Regions from separate parts of the Homo sapiens genome. Here region 1 is linked to region 2. Evidence: chromatin contacts called from ENCODE Hi-C or POLR2A ChIA-PET data. All regions are on one chromosome and are shown on one strand. The core of a region is the stretch at or near the end of the contact, and the rest is flanking DNA. Distances in the headings are between cores, read along the strand shown.

The links. Hi-C counts contacts between places; a loop is a spot of excess contacts on that map. ChIA-PET counts read pairs that join two places held with the same protein, here RNA polymerase II (POLR2A). Pooled maps may share reads with other maps.
Region 1: a loop to region 2 is called in a map of naive thymus-derived CD4-positive, alpha-beta T cell, with 6 times the contacts of the local background. The contact joins two enhancer-like sites. A Hi-C loop is called at or near these places in 2 of 168 maps with a recorded cell type or tissue (naive thymus-derived CD4-positive, alpha-beta T cell and posterior vena cava) and 4 of 50 pooled maps. POLR2A ChIA-PET finds 5 or more read pairs at or near these places in 8 of 52 experiments (BJ, H1, HEK293 and 4 more).

Annotation. Positions count from the first base shown.
Region 1 is chr7:580,944-587,289 of GRCh38, reverse strand. PRKAR1B (protein kinase cAMP-dependent type I regulatory subunit beta) reads left to right here. Exons shown (of 11, transcript NM_001164760.2): 8 at 2,722-2,782. Among named protein-coding and RNA genes, the nearest start is that of PRKAR1B-AS1, 19 kb to the left of the region's middle. Within about 2 kb of position 3,034, at least 5 of the 41 ENCODE cell types and tissues checked have a DNase peak (open chromatin) inside an H3K27ac peak, as active enhancers do.
Region 2 is chr7:663,405-670,693 of GRCh38, reverse strand. All of the region lies in intron 4 of PRKAR1B (protein kinase cAMP-dependent type I regulatory subunit beta), which reads left to right. Among named protein-coding and RNA genes, the nearest start is that of DNAAF5, 60 kb to the left of the region's middle. Within about 2 kb of position 2,458, at least 9 of the 41 ENCODE cell types and tissues checked have a DNase peak (open chromatin) inside an H3K27ac peak, as active enhancers do.

The sequences.
Region 1 (6,346 bases), core at 1,785-4,284, 84 kb after region 2:
ATTCCTGTGAGTGATTGGAGTGGATGGGAAGATGCTTTGAACAGCACCCCTCAGGAGAAGAAAGTTTGGGGAGACTGACAGGCATTTGGGGGGCTCCTCTGAGTGTCAGGGGTCTTGCTTCTCCTGTCCAGTCCATCTCTCTTTCCTGACATCTCCTTCCTACATACGTTGCTTAGAAGGTGGGATAAATTCCTGGTTAACACAGTGAAACCCCGTTTCTACTAAAAATACAAAAAACATTAGCTGGGCATGGTGGCGGGCGCCTGTAGTCCCAGCTACTCCGGAGGCTGAGGCAGGAGAATGGCGTGAACCCGGGAGTTGGAGCTTGCAGTGAGCCGAGATCGCACCACTACACTCCAGCCTGGGCAACAGAGTGAGACTGTCTCAAAAAAAAAAAAAAAAAGAAGGTGGGATAAATGACCCTCCTTCACCATTGCCCCCAGGCGTTGTGGCAGCTGGGAGGGTCCCTGGCAGCAGGGTGTTATGCCAGCCGCCTGCAGGACTCAGAAGAGTTTATAGTTTTCTATCTTAACCTAGGTTTCCTAGCCTATCCTTACCCTTAGGATTAAATTTTGCTGGATGTATTAGTTAGCTGTGGCTGTGTAACAAATTCCCCTCAAACTTAGTGGCCTCTGTCAACAGTGTTACATTTGTTCCATTTCCTGTGGGTCATGGAGGAAGCAGCTGCTCGGCTCTGGCCTGGAACCCTCCTCGGGCTGGGGGGATCAGAAGGTCTTATGGGGCAGAGGAGATTTCTGTGGTGGCTTCCCCCCAACAGGGCTGGAGGGTGGCAGGAAGGTGCTGCTCCTCCTCTGAGCTTCTCTGCAGCTGAGCGATCCAGGAGAGAGCAGGGCAGGAGCCACAGTATCTTTTACAACCTGGCTTTGCAAATCTCAGACTCATTTCCTTAGCATTCTCTAGTTGGATCCGTCAGCCCTATTCATCGTGGTCTTAGTTGCATCCGTCAGCCCTATTCATCGTGGGACAGAGCACACAGGGTGTGGACACCAGGAGGCGAGTGAGGATCATTGGGGGCCGGCTGCCTCCATGCCAGGTGTAACAGAAATACTCAAAATAACAGTGTCTTAAACCACACGGCTGTTTCTCACGCTCTGGGAGTCTGTCTAGGGTGGGTGTGTTGTTCCATGGGGCCCGAGAACCAGCTTTCTCTTACTGATGCTCCTCAGGGGCCCAGGATGGCTGCTGCAGCCCCAGCCATCATCTCCACATGCCAGTCAGCAGGAAGGAGGAGAGGGGAGGGACATGTTCAGAAACTGCACATGCCACTGTGTCTGCGTGCCCCTGGTCAGCACTTGGTCAGTTGCACAGGTGGGAGGCACCTGGTAAATGCTGCTCACTGTGGTTTTCTGTCTCAGGGCATTACGGGAATTTGCAAAACAGCATGTCAGGAAGGGGTAAAATACGTCCCCATTCAAGTTGAGAGGCGGGGGCAGCTTTGGGGCTTTTAGGGCCCAGTCTAGGCTTTCCTTCTTGGTTCCGTGGTTCCTATCTAGGGTGGTCACTCAGCCCTGCGGAGCTGCAGTTTCTGCCTCTGGAAAATAAGGATAAAAGTATGTTCCCCTCTCAGGGTTATCTGTTGCGAGGTCGATGTGGGTCAGTGTGTCCAAGAGCCCCCCTCCCTGACCTGGAGTGGGCGTTCAACACAGCAAGTTCCCTCCTCCCTCCTTTCTCCACACCCCAGGGGACTTATCTAGGGTCACGGAAAAACCTCATCACTAGCATGTCGTCTCTCGGTCTGACTCACATCCCGGCGTACACCCTACTCGAACGCGTGGCCTCTGTCAGTGGATGATACCATTTGAATTTTAGCAAAGTCGAGCTTGCTGCTGTCCGGGTGGACTCTGTGTCTCTGTTTTTGGAATGTGCAGTGCTGAATCGTACCCACCGTGCGGCTGCTCTGTACAGTTGTGGAGTTCGTGCACTGTACAAAGGCCCAGGCAGAGGGTTGAGAGGGGCTGAGACCCAGGCTGCTTTCTGCACACCAGGCTGGAGCTGACTGCCTAGAGCAGGGGCCTCGTTCCTGTTTGCACCAGGGCCCATCAGCTTGATGGGATGTGTGTGCTTAAAGAAGGGGTGTGTTTTTCTAATTCACATTTATAATCCTAGTTTCTAGAATGAATTCTAATTTCTAATTCACATAACGCTGACAGGGCCGTGTTTGTTGGTATTGTATGATTCAGCATGCTTTTCCCAGGGTTGAGGGAAGTCAAGTATCGGCTTTTAATGGGTAACGAGGCAGCTTCAGGCACGGCTGGATCCAGGGTCTTAGCTGACGTCAGCCGCACTCTCCCTTCTACGTCATGTGCTTGAGTCTCTGTGTTGGCCTCAGTTTCTCCAGATGTGTTTATGAGCTCCCTGCCCTTCATGGCTAGAAACCCGGGTTCAGGCTCTGGCTGGCTGTGCGCTCACCGTGTGGAACTACCACGGGTCCTGGCTGGGTGGGGAACTCTGCTGCCAGCCAGGACACTTAGCAACCATGCCGGGAGCTTCTCCAGAAGCCCCCCGGGAGGAGGGAGGTGGGGGGCATAGGACACCGTGGCAGCTCACGCAGACTCCGAGTCGTCGAGGGCTTTGGGGACTTGGAATGCTTGGAGGGTCTCATTTAAAAGTTGAGAGTCATTTGGGGAAATCTGGAAACGTCAGGATGATCCAGGTATGAAGATTCACCTTCTTGTCTGTTTTTTACTTTCTCCCGAACAGGGCAGCACGCTGAGGAAACGCAAGATGTACGAGGAGTTCCTCAGCAAGGTCTCCATCCTAGGTCAGTGGCTGCGCCCCTGCACGGCTGTGTGTCCCGACATCTGGGCGCCTGCTGGCCACCCCGGCCTCTTCCCCATTCCCTGCGTGGCTGGCAGTTGAGTGTTGTTGGTATTATGGAGGTTTGGGGTGCAACACACAGGCATGCTCACGCACAGACACGTGCACAGATGACACACACTGTCACTTGTTGGCAAACCCCAAGAGCCTGCCTCCTCTCTCGTGGGCGGGGCTGCCCTGCTTCTCAACGTCTCTGCCATCCTGTGCGTTTCCTGTCTGCTTCTCCCTTTGCTGTCAGAGCCGCGCCCCCAGCCTTCCCTCCACACCAGTCCGTGTAGAGCTGAAAGCCAGTGTTGGCTCCCGGTACACGTGTGAGCTGGGTCGAGCTGCTTTCCCTGACCTGTGCTAGTTCCCTTCTAAGCGCAGTTTCTCTGGGAGCCGCCTCTGCCCTTTCTACGCCGCCATCATTGCTCTCAGTTCCGGGAAGGATAACGGCAGGCTGGGGTTTCAGGTGTGCCCAGGGCCCTTTCACCTTCGGGTGAGCCTGCTTAACGGCCTGGCAGGAAAGACGCTGCTGAAGCCTGAGTTATACGCGATGGCGCCAGCTGGGCCAGTGGGGGCTCCTTGGGCTAGAGCAGGCAGAACCGTGCAGGTGTGTGGGGGTGAGTGTGCACATGGGGGTGTGTGTGCGTGTGTGTGCATGAGTGTGCATGTGAGTGCACATGGGTGTACACGTGAGTGTGCATGGGTGCGAGTGCACATGCATGGGTGTGTGCATGTGTGTAGAATGCGTGTGAATTGCACGTGTGTGAGGGTGTGAGTGCACCGTGTGGGTTGTGTGTGGGTGTGTGCGCATGGGTGTGCATGCATGTGAGTGTGGGGGTTTGAGTGTGCACGTGTGAGGGGGTGTGTGTGCACCTGGGAGTGTGCAAGTGTGTGTGCATGGGTGTGCACGCATGTGTTTGGCACGTGTGTGAGTGGGTGTGTGCACGCGTGTGTGGGTGTGTATGGGTGTGCACACACGTGTGTGCGTGGGTGTGAGTGCACGTGTGTGAGTGGGTGTGAGTGTGCACTGTGGGTGTGTGCGTGTGTGCGTGGGTGTGCACACGTGTGGGGGGTGTGAGTGTGCACATGTGTGAGTGGGTGTGTGCGCCTGTGTGTGTGCACGTGTGTGTATGCAGTGTGGCTGTGCCTGTGTTCCTTCTTGGGGAGGACTTTGACCCCTGTTCTCTCTGAAATCCTTCTGTGAAATGTCGAGAAAGGAGCGTGCGGGTCTTTCCATTGTGGTAAAATGCACGTCACAGCACGCCGACCGTTTTGACCTTTCCCGGAAGCGCATTTCAGGGCCGTTGAGTCTACACACGACGTTGTCGGCACCGCTCCCATCCCAGAGCCCCGTCCTCACCCGAGACAGAGCCCCGTCCCTGTGAGCCGTCACCCCCCCTGCCCTCCCGGCCCTGGCAGCCCCCGGACCCTCCTGGTCTCTGTGGATTATTTGCCTGCTCGGGACGTTTCGTGGGAATGGAATCACCTGTGTGGCTTTGTGTCTGGTTTTAATTCTAGTGCCATTTTGAAAATGTCATACTTGGAAACACAAAACGAGTTGGTCCGCCAGATTTTATAGGGGCCGAGAGGGGGACATTTGCTCCCTCTGCAAAATCCCAAACGCAGGGCCTCTGCCGCCCGTCTGGGCGTCCCGCTGCCTTTCAGCCAGACCTGGGTGGTCCGGCCCCTGGTGCCCACCAGGCACTGCATAGTCAGCCCTGTGCCCACAGACTCCTTCATTCACCAGCGCTGTCGAGACAACGGTTGCTGCAGGCCATGAAGGGCGAGACCCTCTCCCTGCTCCGGGCGAGGGCTGGTGACCCCCCGGCTGGAGGTGGCTTCTTGCTTCCTGCGTCCCGGGCTCTTAGGGGCCGTCGCACGCCCTGGCCGCGTGGCCTCCGTCCGCCCATTTATGTTCCTCTGATTAATGCAGCAGCCAGCAATGTGACCGGCTTCTCCGTGGCCTCCCAGAAGAGTAACCACAAGGCACGATTCCCTTTTCCTGCCCAGTCAGCATCGGCACAAAGTCCTCCAAAAAGTGGCTGGCGGGGCGGTGTCTCCGCAGGCAGCTTGGCCGGAGGGATGGCCCTGGATGAGCCTGAAGCCGTGGGCTTCGGCATTTCTGTCCCCACACCAGAAACCTGGGAACGGCTTTTGTGCCTGGATGCTCCTGGGACCCCGCTTTCTCCTGAACGCGCAGGGCTCGGCCCCTAGGACAGGAGACCCCGTAGAATCAGCATGGCCCACATGGGAGCTGCAAGTCTGCAGAATTCCAGCACAGAGCTTGACGATGGGTTCCCCCCTGGGCAGGTGCACGCAGCCTTACGACGTCTCGTCCTGTGGCTGCAGGCTGCCCTTGTCAGGTGCTTTTTGGGACACGTGACTGCGTTTATTCTGCAGTTTACATGGTGAATGGGGATGGATCCCATCTGTGCAAAATAAAAAATTAGCTGGACATGATGGTACATGCCTGCAGTCCCAGCTACTTGGGAGGCTGAGGTGGGAGGATCACTTGAGGCCATGAACTCCAGACCAGCCTCGATAACATAGCGAGTTCCTGTCTCTCCAAAAAATTTTTAAAAAGTTAGCCGGGTGTGGTGGCTCATGTCTGTAATTCCAGCACTTTGGGAGGCCGAGGTGGGAGGATCGCTTGAGCCCAGGAGTTCAAGGCTGTGGTGAGCCGTGATCACGCCACTGCACTCCAGGCTGGGTGACAGAGCGAGACCCTGTCTCTTGAAAAAAAAAATGGGGCCAAAAGTGCCATCTCCCTGTGGTTTCTTCTGTCAGTTTTCATCCAAGATTAATGTAGCCAGGAGATAATTTTTGTTTTTAGAACTCAGAATACTACAGGTTTCAAATGTAATAGAGTAAGCATTTGCTAATCAAATATGTGGAAATGAACTTCCTAACTGCAGCTGACTTCTGAAATGAGATGCCTCGTATTACTGTCCTTGTAAGGAAACCAGTAAAGAAAACACTCCAAATTCATATGCTGGTCTCATTCTGCACCCTGAACACAAACCATAATTGCTCTAAAAAATCACCTGCATCATTTAATTGTCAGGTGTGCACTGATGTGTTGGCCTGCTTGGGAGCACGCCTGGGTTCTGAATTATTCAGCAGCTTCTGTCTGGTACAGACTTTTTTTTTTTTTTTTTTTTTTTGAGACAGAGTGTTGCTCTGTTGCCCAGGCTGGAGGTCAGTGGTGCTATCTCGGCTCACTGCAAGCTCCGCCTCCCGGGTTCACGCCATTCTCCTGCCTCAGCCTCCGGAGTAGCTGGGACTACAGGCGCCCGCCACCACACCCGGCTAATTTTTTGTATTTTTAGTAGAGACGGCGTTTCACCGTGTTAGCCAGGATGGTCTCGATCTCCTGACCTCGTGATCCGCCCGCCTCGGCCTCCCAAAGTGCTGGGATTACAGGCGTGAGCCACCGCGCCCAGCTGGTACGGACCCTGTTTTTAGGAAGCTGGTCAAACAGCTCTGGTTGTGGGGTCCTCGCCCCCCTTCCCTATGCTGCAGA
Region 2 (7,289 bases), core at 1,209-3,708:
TCGGAGGCCGTCCTGGGTCCTGAGTCCCTCTGCTGGATGCTGTGGCGTGGGGGAGCTCGGAGGCCGTCCTCGGTCCTGAGCCCCTCTGCTGGATGCTGTGGCATGGGGGAGCTCGGAGGCCGTCCTCGGTCCTGAGCCCCTCTGCTGGATGCTGTGGCGTCGGGGAGCTCAGAGGCCGTCCTCGGTCCTGAGCCCCTCTGCTGGACGCTGTGGCATGGGGGAGCTCAGAGGCCCAGGCCGCCTAGCTCTTGGGCTCAGCTATCAACACGGGCTTCCATGTTCATGGAGGCACAGGCTTGTCACCACCTCAGCCCAGAATTGTCACATGTCACAGGTGAGCATGGGCCATGGACTGGTCCCCTGGCCTGGCGTGGTTGCAGGGATGCTGGGCAGTCATTCCCTGGGTGCCTAGGGAGGAGGAATATGAAGTGGGGTTTCATGAACTTGTAGCTCCATCTCATTTCCAACATCTGTCCTCCCTGCATGTGCAATGTTTACATCCAAACCCTAAAAAAATGGCACGTGGGGCTGGGCGCGGTGGCTCACGTCCATAATTCCAGCACTTTGGGAGGCCGAGGCGGGTGGATCACGAGGTCAGGAGATTGAGACCATCCTGGCTAACACAGTGAAACCCAGTCTCTACTAAAAATACAAAAAAAAATCAGCTGGGCGTGGTGGCAGGAGCCTGTAGTCCCAGCTGCTAAGGAGGCTGAGGCAGGAGAATGGCGTGAACCTGGGAGGCGGAGCTTGCAGTGAGCTGAGATCGTGCCACTGCACTCCAGCCTGGGCGACAGAGCAAGACTCCGTCTCAAAAAAAAAAAAAAAATATGGCACGTGGACCTGCCCACCAGCCTTCTCTCTCGCTCTTGTTTTCATTGTGGCAAATATATATCACATAAAGTTTGCAATTTTAACCTTTTCTTTTTTTTTGAGATGGAGTCTCACTCTGTCACCCAGGCTGGAGTGCAGTGGCGCTATCTCGGCTCACTGCAACCTCCGTCTCCTGGGTTCAAGTGATTCTCCTGCCTCAGCCTCCCGAGTAGCTGAGATTACAGGTGTGCGCCACCACACCTGGCTAATTTTTGTATTTTTAGTAGAGATGGGGTTTCAGCATGTTGGCCAGGCTGGTCTTGAACTCCTGACCTCAGGTGATCCACCCACCTCAGCCTCCCAAAGTGCTGGGATTACAGGTGTGAGCCACTGCACCCAGCCCATTTTAGCCATTTTTAAGTGTTTAATTCAGTGGCATTAGTTACATTCACAATGGTGTGCTGCCATCACCACTCTTTGTTTCCAAAATTTTCATCATTCCAAATGGAAGCCCCACACTTATTCAGCAGTCAGTCCTATCACCCCCTCCTGGGCCCCTGATAGCCCCAATTTACTTTCTCTTTCTATGAGCTTGCCTATTCTAAATATTTCATGTAAGTCATTATGGGACTTAAATGAACCATGATATATGACCTTTCGTGATGGGCTCTTTCACTGAGCACAGTGTTTTCAAGGTGCATCCACAGCATAGCATGTATCAATGCTCTCTTCCTTTTTCAGGGCCGAGTAATATTCCACTCCACGGCCACACCCCATTTGTGTATCCATTTGTCTGCTGATGGACACTTGGGTTGTTTCCACCTTTTGGTTATTGTGATTAGTGCTGCTGTGAACATGGGTGTGCAGGTGTCTGTTTGAGTCTCCTGGGCAGATGCTGATGGATGGAATTGCCGGGTCATATGGTAGTTCCATGTTTAGCTTTTTGAGGAACCACAGATTGTGCTTCCCTTCCAGCCTGACCGAACTCAGAGCCTCCCATTCCTTTCTGTGCCCTCTTGGTGGCAACTGCGTTTCAGCTAAACTCCTCAAATCCTTTCTGGGCTCCTCCCCAGCTCCCAGGCTCTAGGTAGGTTCAGTAAAGCTCTTATTTTAGGGCCAGCCTGGACCCTGAGTGTGAGCTGAGTCAAATGATATCTCTGGGCCATCCCAGCTGTTTATGTCCAGTGCTGGGTCCTGTGCCCTTGGCCCTGAGAATCAGAACGACATGCGCCCTCCATCTCTGACCCCTCTGGATCCGAGAGCTACGCGGACAAGAAACAGAGGAAGCAGATGGTTGGCTTAAAAACTCCTCTTTGTAAGGCTGGCTTGAAAAGGAAGCTTTTGCACAGGGTGTGTGTGTCGGTTTCAGCTCTTTTGTTTTGCACACAGGAAAACTCACTTTCCATATCGAAGCCCCAGTGGGCTCCTTTTTCTGGCCACGGTCTCTAAAGAAACAGGCTGATGGCTCAGGAAACCGGTTCCAGAGGGAGTGGGCAGGGGAGGGATTGTCTCTGGACCTTTCACGTGATGTCTCCCCTGTGCAGCATCCAGATAGTTTGCTTTTTCCAGTTTACTAGAAGCTGAGCTTCATAGCTTTGCCTCTGCTCAGCTGTGGTTTGGCGAGCAAAGCCAAATTCCTTCCAAGTTTACAGGGCGTCTGGCACACCCCTGACTTTGAGGCTGCCTGCTCTTCTTCTCTCTGCTTCCCCGCTTAGGAAGAGTGCGGCAGAGAATCCTTTGCAGATGCATCCACCTGCAGGGTTTGCACACCTGCTGGCCTAATGACCCCTCCGTACAAGTTCAGGTTCAAGACAGATATCCCCATCATCACAGGCTGTGTGACTTTGCTCTTGTCGATCCGTAACAGTGTGGGAGATACATAAGGTTGTGCGAGAGATACGTAAGCTTGGAGAAGGGTAGAAATTATGTTTAAGACCTTTGATTTAAAGGAAGATAGTGCAACGTGGTTGTGAGGGAGGCTGCAACTCCCCCAGACCGCCTGCCTGTCCTTCTAGGATGGTGGTATTGCTAGTTGGCCTTGATCGAAGGGTTTCCCTGGGCCTTTGCACAGGATCTGTGAGAGGCATAGTGTCAACCTCACAGCCTCAGTTTCCTTCCCTGTCCTTGTCCAAGGCCCCACAACTCCTCAGGAGCAGAGCTAGGGTTTGAGCTCGAGTTCTTGGGCACCTAAGCCTGTGCTCCCTCCCCTGTAAGGACACATCACCTGCACCTGCCGCTACCCTGCCTGCATGGTGAAGGAAGATTGAGAATGGGTGATTTAGGCATTGCCAGTGAGCGGGGTCCATACTGTCCTGTAGTGAACTGCAGCTGCAGGGAGACAGCTCAGGGGTGAGACAGGACCAGGAGTTCCCATCACACAGGTGTTGGGCTGGAGTGGTCTTATTCCCAGGCACGCCTATGCACACAGTCATGCACACACAATCTCACTCAGATACCACAGAATTTAAGGTGTGTTTAAAACATCTTTTGGAAGGAGAGAGTTGTGGATGTCATTTATAAGTAATAACATTCTCTGAGCCTCAGTTTCCTCAGGTGTCAAATGAAGATAATAAAACCTACTTTGAGGTTGTTGTGAGAATATAAAGCAAGAATATCTATGTGTGTACTGTTATCACCACCATCATTATCATCACCATCATAGTCATCACCATTACCATCATCACCATCCCCACCATCACCATCATCACTGTCATCATCACCATCATTATCATCACCATCACCACCACCATCCTCATCACCACCATTGCCATCATCATCGTTATCACCACCATCATCATCACCATCCCCACCATCACCATCATCACTGTCATCATCACCATCATTATCATCATCACCATCACCACCACCATCCTCATCACCACCATTGCCATCATCATCTTTATCATCACCATCATCATCATCACCGCCATCATCATCACTGTTGTGGTCATTGTCATCACCATCTTTCTGTGGCCCTTTGGCTGTGTGGCAGTGGAGTCCATGAAGGTACTTCTTCTGGATGGTGCCTTGCCCCTTGGAGGCTGGCCCGGCTATCCAGACAGACCCCGCAGTCAGGCCCCACTCAGTACTTGGTCTGAGAAAGAGGCTGGGGTAGCCTTGAGTCATTCTCTGCTCCACCCTGGGCCTGAGTTGGTGAATAGGCCGCTCCGGGCCTCCCAGCACCCACAGTCAGCAGGAAGATCCCTAGGAGGCCACCTTGTCCCCACCTCACTGTACTGAACAGAGCTCTGAGACCCAGTGAGAGGGGGCCTTGGCCTGTTGCACTGACCCACACAGCAATTGTCCAGCTGGGGCTGGAGTGGGGTGTCCTTATCCCCTGGGACGGCACCTGCACAGCCCCTCTGCAGAGTTGAGTAGCTCCCAGGGCAGGCCCCAGGGTGGTGGTAGGTGCAGCCTTCTCACCTTGTGTCAGCTATTGGAGCGAAGCAGATTCCGCATCCTACCTGGGGTGCCCGGGGCAGTTACGCCTCGGCCAGGGACCTCAGCAGCCTCAGGAAGCAGCCCCGCGTGCTCCGGAGCTCTCTGATGTGCCAGGACCATGAAGGCTGTCCCTGGAGCGTGTGTCCCAGGGAAGCAGCCCCGCATGTTCCGGAGCTCTCTGATGTGCCAGGACCATGAAGGCTGTCCCTGGAGCGTGTGTCCCAGGCCTTGGGGAGTGAGGTGGAGGCCCTTGGGTTCTATCCCGGTCCCTTCCCGGCTTTCCCTGATTAGGGCGCCTGTAGGGGGAGCATCGCTGAGCTCCTGGGAGCCGAGAAACGTGATAATTGGGTGGCACCGTGCGTGTTTGTGTTGTGCGTTGGGCCTCCGGCGGGGACCTCATTACTGGAGCTGCCAGACGGGCACAGGCGAGGGCACCTCACCCTTGAGGCGGCCTTCCTGGCAGTGGCTCCAGCTCTCTGCTGCTTTAATTAAAACAGGCCTCTGGCTTGAGCAGCACCGCTGGCCTGCGCAGCTGTCTGTTATCTGTCGCTGTTTCTCTTCCTCCCACCCGCGTATCTCTGCAGTCTGTTTTTCCACAAACTGGCTCGGATCCTCAGGTGATGGGAAAAACAAGCCCTTCTGCCGAATTCACGGGCAGCTGAAGGGAGCTGTCTCCTGGCTTCTCTGAGCCTTCACGGCCCCCTCTCCCCATTCTGGCTTGGGCTTTGGGACTTTCTGCTTCCCTTTCGGGCAACATTAAAAAAACAAAATTAGCATTTTGGAAAATGCAGGGCCTCATCCGAGGAGATGCTTAATGGCTTGAACATGCAAAGAATTTGATTTCCATTTGCAGAAAGCCCAGCTGGATCTCAGCAGAGGAGACCTTGAGGTTAGCAAATCAGGGGCCACGTGAGCCCGGGAGGCTTTAGAAGCTGAATTCAACGGAGGCTGAAGCCTGGGGTTTGAAGCTTGCATCAGATGATGTATGCAATGGCCAGTCCCTGGGCCATGGGCCTCGGGCATGTTGTCTTTCTAGAGCTCCCCCGTGGCCCCCGAGGCTGCCGTTTGGCAGGGGAGGCAGAGAGAGGTTAAGCAGGCTGCGTCGGGCCACCCAGCTTGGAGTAGAAGCTGGGACTTTGACCTGGCTGGGATGTGGCTGCTTGGGGCTGACTTGCCCACCGTGAATGCACACACAGCTCATTAACCTGCCGGGAAAAGACAACAACCTTTTTAAGAGAACAGTCATTTTCCACACGCCTAGCGTTTTCCAGCTAATAACAAGTCTCGTGGCCTGCGCCTGGAGCTGCGGGGCAGTTGCAGCTCTCCGTGGAGCCTGTTTCAAAGGGTCTCCAGGGCTGGCGCTATCTAATACCACAGTGACAACAAGCCCTCTTGCTTTGTCTGATTTGTGAGTGGAGAGAAGAACCTCAGGTCTTTCTTACCACTTCCCCCAGGTGATCGTGGCCTGCGTGGATCTTGCCTGTGGTCCTGGCTGTTTGGTGCCCTGAGATTTTTGTTTTTGTTTTTTTGAGACACAGTCTTGCTCCGTTGCTCAGGCTGGAGTGTAGTGGCACGATCTTGGCTCACTGCAGCCTCGACTTCCTGGGCTCAAGTGATCCTCCTGCCTCAGCCTCCCGACTAGCTGGGGCCACAGGCGTGCACCACCACACCCAGCTATTTTTTTTTTTTAGTTTTTGTAGAGACAGAGTCTCGCTGTGTTGCCCAGGCTGGACTTGAGCCTCCTGGGCTCAAGCGATCCTCTGGCCTCAGCCTCCCATAGTGTTGGGATTGCAGGCATGAGCCACCACACCCAGCAGCTGCTGTAACATTTTGAAACTTGTGGAATTTGGTGGTGTGTGGTCTCCGGTACCACATCTTCTGACCCCTAGCCAGTTCACGTTTTGTTGTCACTGACAAGCCCCTGCAGACCTGGGGGCTGAGATGCTGCACGTGGCCTCTGCCTCCAGCACCCAGTATGTGGATGGGGACCCGAGGCCCAGAGAAGGTGCAGGAAGGCCCACTGCCCCGGGCAGGGAATGGGGCTGTCCTTCAGATGGAGGGTGCCAGGGCAGAGGCTGTGTTCATGCAGGCCTGAGGCTAAGCCCTGGTGCAGCACTGGCCACTGTGCTGTGTCGGGGACCACATAGCGACCAGAAGGAGGGATGCACCAGCTTTCACATTCCGACGGACGCCATGGGTCCTGGCATGGCTCCATTCTTGAGCCCTGGTCACTAAAAATAGCCCCGTCGCCTGCCAGCGGGTGTGAGGAATTCACCAGCTGGCTGGGGATGGGGGTCTGTGGAGAGAGGCCAGGCGAAGGGAAGGTTGCGTGGGGAGGGCCCTCCATGGAGGGGAATGTAACCGTCGAGCTGGTCCTGGCCCTATGGGGCTCCTTGTAATACAAAGCATCTTGTCAGCAATTTGGTGACCCTGTTCCCACTTGTCGGGGGGGACCCTGAGGCTCAGAGACAGCGGGGGGCTTGCCCAGGTCACACGGTTTCCGTGGGAAAGATCAGCCCTCCTGAGACCAGGCCCTGCACGCCCACCTGTCTGCTCCCTGCAGAATGAGGAAGCCACTCCGATTCGGGAGGCAGTTGTAACTCACGCTCCCTGAGTTCTGCTTGGGGTCAGGTGTGTGGCTGAGAGCTGTGAGTGTGCTGTCTCGCTGTCCTGATGGCAGCCCTGAGGGCACGTGGTAACACTGTCCCCAAGTTCCAGGTGAGGATCTGACACACGGAGAGCTGTGGCCACCTGCTTCGGGCCACCGCTGCTGCCCAGACCACCACATGCACCCTGGTTTGACCACGGTCTGTGTAGGGCCAGGACCCTGGGACACAGCCGTCCCCTCCCCTCCTGACCGAGAGCCTTTTCTTTTCTAGTAGGGACCAGTATTTTAAAAGTGAATGGGCCGGGCACGGTGGCTCACGCCTGTAATCCCAGCACTTTGGGAGGCTGAGGCAGGGGGATTGCTTGAGCCCAGGAGTTTGAGACCAGCCTGGGCAGCATAGCAAGACCCCATCTCTACCCTCCTCCTAAAA